Linked DNA regions of Mus musculus: region 1 is linked to region 2. A link is a contact called in ENCODE Hi-C or POLR2A ChIA-PET data. All regions are on one chromosome and are shown on one strand. The core of a region is the stretch at or near the end of the contact, and the rest is flanking DNA. Distances in the headings are between cores, read along the strand shown. Region 1 holds the start of Cbx3 (chromobox 3). Region 2 has its middle 3.6 kb from the start of Gm32328.

Region 1 (2,961 bases), core at 135-2,634, 300 kb after region 2:
GAGACGGGAAAATGGCGGCCGCCAAATCCGGTTCCCGGGAGAGGGGGGAGGGGAAGCTTCGCAGACTCGCTCCGGGAAGCCGGGGGGGCCCCAGAAACGTTCCGCCGCGAACACAACCGAGCCCCTAGGCCCGCGCACATCGAAAGGCCAGCGATGGCCCGCTCACGCGCTACTTTAGCGGTCCAGCCCGGTCGCGGCGGGCACTTCCCATCCCCCACCCCAACTGAGGGAAATGGCGCCGGGCGGCTGAGGGCGGGGAAGGCGGTCGGACAATCAGAGGCCTCCTCCAACGACCCCTCAGAAACTCGCCAAGGCCAACCGCCACTCGAGTGGCCGCATCCCCTCCGCCGGACCACGGAGGCGGGTGGCCGGTTTCCATTGCGGTGCCTACGGCCTCGCCATGCCATTTTTAATAACTCATTGATTTCAAACCCGTTACCTCCATCGCGGACTCAGTCGCTTCAGCCCGATTTCCCGCAGCCGAGCGAGATGAGAAAGACCTCCGCGGACGGACGCGCACGGGACTCGTCCTGGCGCTGTGGGGAGAGCAGGCGATGGCCAAGAAACTGGGCCGCAAAGGAGCTCCTGCACACGGGACCGGCGCCGCTGCTACTGCCGCTGGAGCCGAGACCGCCGCTTTTCTAGAACCTTCCCCCCACTAACGCGTCTCCGCTTACGTCACGCCGTTACGTAAACGCCCTAACCGCCGCCAATGGCGGGAAGGGCCTACACTCTCCTTACGCCAAGTACGTGACACTCCCCCTTTAGGTACAGCGGGACTGCTTTACATCACTTGCGCAACTGTGTTCCGTGAATTGCGGAAGGCTCGCGCTCGGCGTGTTACTACGTCCGGAACTAGGTCCGGCCCCCACCTCCGCGTAGGGAGCGGAGAAACGGTCGCGCAGTTTGAAATAACGCCGTCGGGAGGGGCTTAGGCCGGCGCTGGGGCGTGCGGCCCTCTCCACCCAAGCGTGCTCTCTGCAGCTACGCCTTTGCCAAGCCCGTCCGCACAAATATTCTCGAACCACACAAATATTTCTACACGTCCCAAAGGGGTTCTCACTCGGTCCCTCCCAGAAGGACTTTTAGTCCAAGTACCACCCCGGATGCCACAAGCCTTGGGATCCCGCGCCTAGTGAGAGGTGGTGCTTAAAGAACCCCGCTGTTTATCTCCCCGGCCTTCAAGATCCGGGCAAGGAGGTGGGTGGAGCCCCGCTTTGGCGCGCTCCGAGACGCAGAGAGGCCTCCGCGGTCCTTCCTGCCCGCCTTCCCCCCCCTCCCCCCAGCCAGGAGACCCCCTGGGCGCCACGCCGCGGACGGTGAGCATTGCGCGCGCCGCCCCCCGCAGGACGCGTTCCCGGCGGGCCCCGCGCGGCCAGGGCGTGGGCGGTGCTCCCCCTCCCCCCCGGCGGAGCTGCCCGCGCCCCCTCCCCTCGGATGTGGCTGAACCGAAGCGCGCAGGCGGGAGACTCTGCAGGATCCGCGGCCCTGAGCATCGGAGCGGTGAAGTTCGTGCCTTTGCTTTTTTTCGATCTTGCGTGTGGTGGGGTTTAGGATGCTCCGTGCGTCCGAGCTTGCGGGGAGGCTGCGAGCCCCGTGGGCCGCGGGCTGCGGGAAACCGGCTGGGGCCTCGCTGAGGCGGGCGCCGCGCCGGTGCGTGGGGGAGATGGGACAATTGTGCATGAGGGTGGGAGCCGGATGACAGCTACCGAGACTCCAGACAAAGCGCGGGCCTCCCCTCCCCCAGCCTCGTCGCAGGCCCGCAGGGAGAGAGCGGTTCAGGCTCTGCAGCTGCGAGGCCCGAGGCTCCGGGCTGCGGCGCGCTCCCGGCTACGTGGCCGCCGCCGGATGGGGGAGGCGCGGGCCCGTGGCGCAGTGCCCTTGAGCCCCCGCCGCCGCCTTTGTTTCTCCCCGCGGAGGCGCTGACCACGAGGCCCGCGCTCTCGGGTGGGGGACGGGCTCCCGACCGGGGAATGGAGCTGGGAAGGAGCCCTCCTCGGAGGGGAGCGTGAAGGAGGTCGACTCCTTCTATCCTTATCAGGACAGTACTTGGGAGCTTGAGGCTGGGGATTGCCAGGCGTTGAAGCCCAGACTGGACTATAGAGAGTGATTACCGCACCACCACCCCCGGAAAAAAAAAGCCAGAAAATAGGACTGGGACATCTTAATGTGTTCCTTTTTTTATACCGTGATTGAACAGGGAGGGCCTCTGAAAAAATAAGGATGGAATTATATGAGCTCCTTGGAGTATTCAGAAATCTAAAGAAAAAGATCTTATGGTAATTTGCTAACAAAAGATAGTCATTTCCTTTCATCCAAAATAAACACTAAAATTGTTAAAATTCTATATGGATTGGGAAAGTAACAATCCTCACCATGTAAAGTTGTCTGAGGTACCAGTGTTTTAGTAAGATTATTTTCACTAACATACTGAAATTATTAGTAACATACTAATAACACGGGAACTCAACTGTTTTCCTGCATTTTTACCCGAAATTTACATGTTGAAATCCACACAAAACTTGTAGCTGCCTTTTGTGTGTCATGAAATTTTAACTGTCCTACATTTTTTTTCTTGCAATAGCTCTTCAAGTCTCCGATTAAATTTAAAAAATGGCCTCCAATAAAACTACATTGGTAAGTTTGTGAAAACCTAGAACATAAGAATCTTAACTGAAGGATTTTTTTTTTTCTTTAAAATTACAATTAAGAAACCATGTGGTGGTGGATCTCTGAGTTCGAGACCAGCCTGGTCTGCAGTGTGAATTCCAGAATAGTCAGAGCTACACAGAAAAACCCTCTCTGGGCGTGTGGGTGGGGGAGCTAGAACCTGTGGTGGACATGGTTGTGCCTTCCTTTAATCCCATCATAAGTGGGTGAATTGCTGTTAGAAGCCAGCCTACCTAAGTCCTTGTATTTACCAGCATTCTAAAGAAAAAGGAATTAACACTAAGTAAGGCT
Region 2 (2,870 bases), core at 70-2,569:
AGGAAGGAAGAAGGAACTATCGTTTTACAGTCAAGAAACTGAGGTCCAGAAACGGGATTTGCTGGGGAAATCAAGTTGCTAGTGACGAATCCTCCTCGCCCCTTCTGGGGTGACATTGTTGAAGGGATCACACGAAGTGGGGAAGGATTGGGGCGTCAGCAAAGGAGGGGACTCGCTCTGTAGATTAGAGATCACGGTTCCAGTCACCACGTCCCGGGGTGGGAAAAACTGAGGGGTGTTCCAGACCCTTGCGAACCCTGGGGCGCCCCACCCAGGCCCGCTGCAGGCTGACACAAAGCAGGCGCCCCGGGCGGCACTCAGGCTGGGGCGGGAGAGCTTGATTGATGGACCCCGGAGGCGGCGTAGGGTGAGAGCCGGTGCTCATCCCCGCGCTCCTAGCAAGGAAAGGCTGATTTACAGCGCCCGGCGGGACGCCGGTGAGGTCCCTGCAGAAATGAAACCCGCTCTGGGGCCCGGGGGCACTGCGGCCTTCCATCCAGCCTGGGTTTACGGAACTGCCAGCCAATCTGCCCCGCAAGCCCTGAACCCACGCTTGCCCGGAAGATGCCAAAGTCTCAGACTGAGAAGTTAGGAAGGGCAGCTGGCCCCATAGTCCTCCTCCAGGACCCTTCTCCGTTTGTTTAAAGACGCTTTTTTTTTTTCCTTAAAGCACTGAAAAAAACTCAATTCCATCCACCCCATAAAAGGGAACTATGCGTACCCAAAAATTCTTACTTAAGTTTCTAAGTGTGTTTTGTTTCGGAAGATAAAAGGCCAATAAGTTTATAGGCAGTAAAAAATAAGAAACTTAAGATTGGGACTTCTGGAGAAGTAATTCTAACTCAAAGATAGTGTTAGGCCCTCCTGTCTGTCCCCTGCAGTTTGTGAAGTTGACTCTTAGGCACCAGAGCTGAAGTAACGCAGGTTCGGGATCCAGAGATAGGGTGTAAAGTAAACTCAGTTAGGGGGCCGCAGGAGAGAGGACTAGAGAAACCACTCTAATCACTGGCTTCTAAATAAAATTCAGCAGACGGGAAACCCAAAGTAACAAGCCTATGAATCGCTATTTTGTAGGACGAGGGCCTCGTGGCTGGATTCTGAGTGATTTTTTTTAAAGTAATAAATATGCCTTTTTCAGAGTTATTTTTTGAAGACTGGGTACGATTTTAAATTTCATGACTATTAGGTATAGTGATCCAAAGCGGAGTACAGGGGTTTTTGTGGGTGGGTGAAGAGGCCGCGTGGTCAACCCGTAATATGTTCGTGGAAACTGCAGAGCTCGCCTGTCAACTTGATTTTCTTTTCTTTCTTCCCTTCTCCCCTCTGAAAATACCATTAGCTCTTAGTCTGGCCTTGGGGTTGTGGTCGCACGAACACCTCTCTTCCTGATAAGTCCAAAGAGAAAAACATATACACTGGAGGTGCCAGAGATAAAGCTTTCCCGGGGTTTCATCCTCGTGTCTTCCGCTGGAGTTGGCAAAACAAAAGCGCTGCCCTAGAAACGATACTAAAGCACAGAAAGTCCTTCCTGTGACCGAGGTCCCAACACGAATCGCTGAAAGAGCCGGGTGTGTTAACTGCAAATGTGTCCGAAAGCAGCAACGCAACCTTCGGCTCCCGGGCTGCGACCAGGCAGGCATCTGGGGAAAGGAAGAGTGGTCGTTGGAAAATTAAGCTTTCCCCTCCAACTTTAATTTCACTTTAATTCCTAAAAAACCGAAAATGACACTCCCGAAGCGCGGCCGCCTCGATCCCTTATGGCCGCCCAGTTCCCTTTAAGGAAAAGTTTTTGCAAACACTGAATGTGTAGTTTACTCTAAAACTTGACTGGGCAAAAGTCTCAAGAGGAAGCTTCCCATTAAAGCAACAACCAACAAACTGATTTTCGTAATATGTAGCTTTCTAATAGTACAAGGGTGTCCCACTTCACTCGGTTATAAAATATAAAACTGTTTGGTTATTAATTTTTCTAAATTACTTGCAGAATTTGGGGAGAGTGCTGAGAGGCAAAGAAAAGATGAGCCTTATGCCATCTGGCGGTAACACGTGGAACTTCACGACAGCCACCAAATTCCACTGACCTGTAGGTCTGAACCTACAGGGATTTCTTCACCAAACGGCTGTGTAAACTTCGTCCTCTTGAGACGAAGAAGGACGATCTTCGTTACAGAAGATTAGATTTGAGGATAAAAATATTAGCAAAAACAAAAAACAAAAACAAAAAAACGGGGATAGATTCTGAAAGTCTGTAGCCACATAGATATTTTTAAATGAACCATCATACCTCTTGGGGAATTTTTAATGATCATTTATATTCAGTGACAAAAAAGTTTAAGAAAGGCTAAAGCGAGCAGTAGAATTGAGTATTTCGTACAGTTTGGCAGTAGTTTCTGCAGTACCGGCTACTGAACACGTGGGGGCGTACTCAAGTTTCCTCTGATCTCTGGTAATATGATTCCTTCACTTATTTGCATGACTTGTTGTGATTGGATAATATGTTTTAAAAACGTCAATTATACGTCAGACCATAGTTAGCCAATCAGCAGCCTATTGTAGCGTGATTGGTTTCCACTAGAGGTGTCAATCATCCGAAATTTGCATACTAGTCCTCCAACAGGCTGGAGCCTGTCAGTTTGCTGTGGCTGCTAGAAGAGCAGGAGTCGGACGGAGAAGAATGAAAATATACTTTTGCTCTAGCAAAGCGAAAGAAAAATATCGTTTTTACTCATCGTTTCAAAAATTAATTCAGCTATATATCTACCTAATAAAATAAGGACTTTCAATGAAACAAAAATAAGCAGCTATCAAAGCCTTGGTTATTAATTTTAGGTTTGCTGCTTAAAATATCAATAAGTAGTCAAACGAATAAT

The links. A loop is a pair of places that touch in the nucleus more often than their neighbours do. ChIA-PET counts read pairs that join two places held with the same protein, here RNA polymerase II (POLR2A).
Region 1: a map of v-Abl transformed pro-B cells shows a loop between it and region 2 (4-fold over the local background). The contact joins the promoter of Cbx3 here to the enhancer-like site in region 2. A Hi-C loop is called at or near these places in 2 of 37 maps with a recorded cell type or tissue (both v-Abl transformed pro-B cells). POLR2A ChIA-PET finds 5 or more read pairs at or near these places in 3 of 5 experiments (Patski and embryonic stem cell).

What each region holds. Positions count from the first base shown.
Region 1 is chr6:51,469,232-51,472,192 of GRCm38, forward strand. It overlaps Cbx3 (chromobox 3), which reads left to right and starts at 1,385. Exons shown (of 6, transcript NM_007624.4): 1 at 1,385-1,508; 2 at 2,585-2,637. The coding sequence starts at 2,614. It overlaps Hnrnpa2b1 (heterogeneous nuclear ribonucleoprotein A2/B1), which reads right to left and starts at 614. Exons shown (of 12, transcript NM_001374745.1): 1 at 440-614. The coding sequence starts at 445.
Region 2 is chr6:51,168,577-51,171,446 of GRCm38, forward strand. No RefSeq gene overlaps it. Among named protein-coding and RNA genes, the nearest start is that of Gm32328, 3.6 kb to the left of the region's middle. Within about 2 kb of position 1,320, at least 1 of the 3 ENCODE cell types and tissues checked has a DNase peak (open chromatin) inside an H3K27ac peak, as active enhancers do.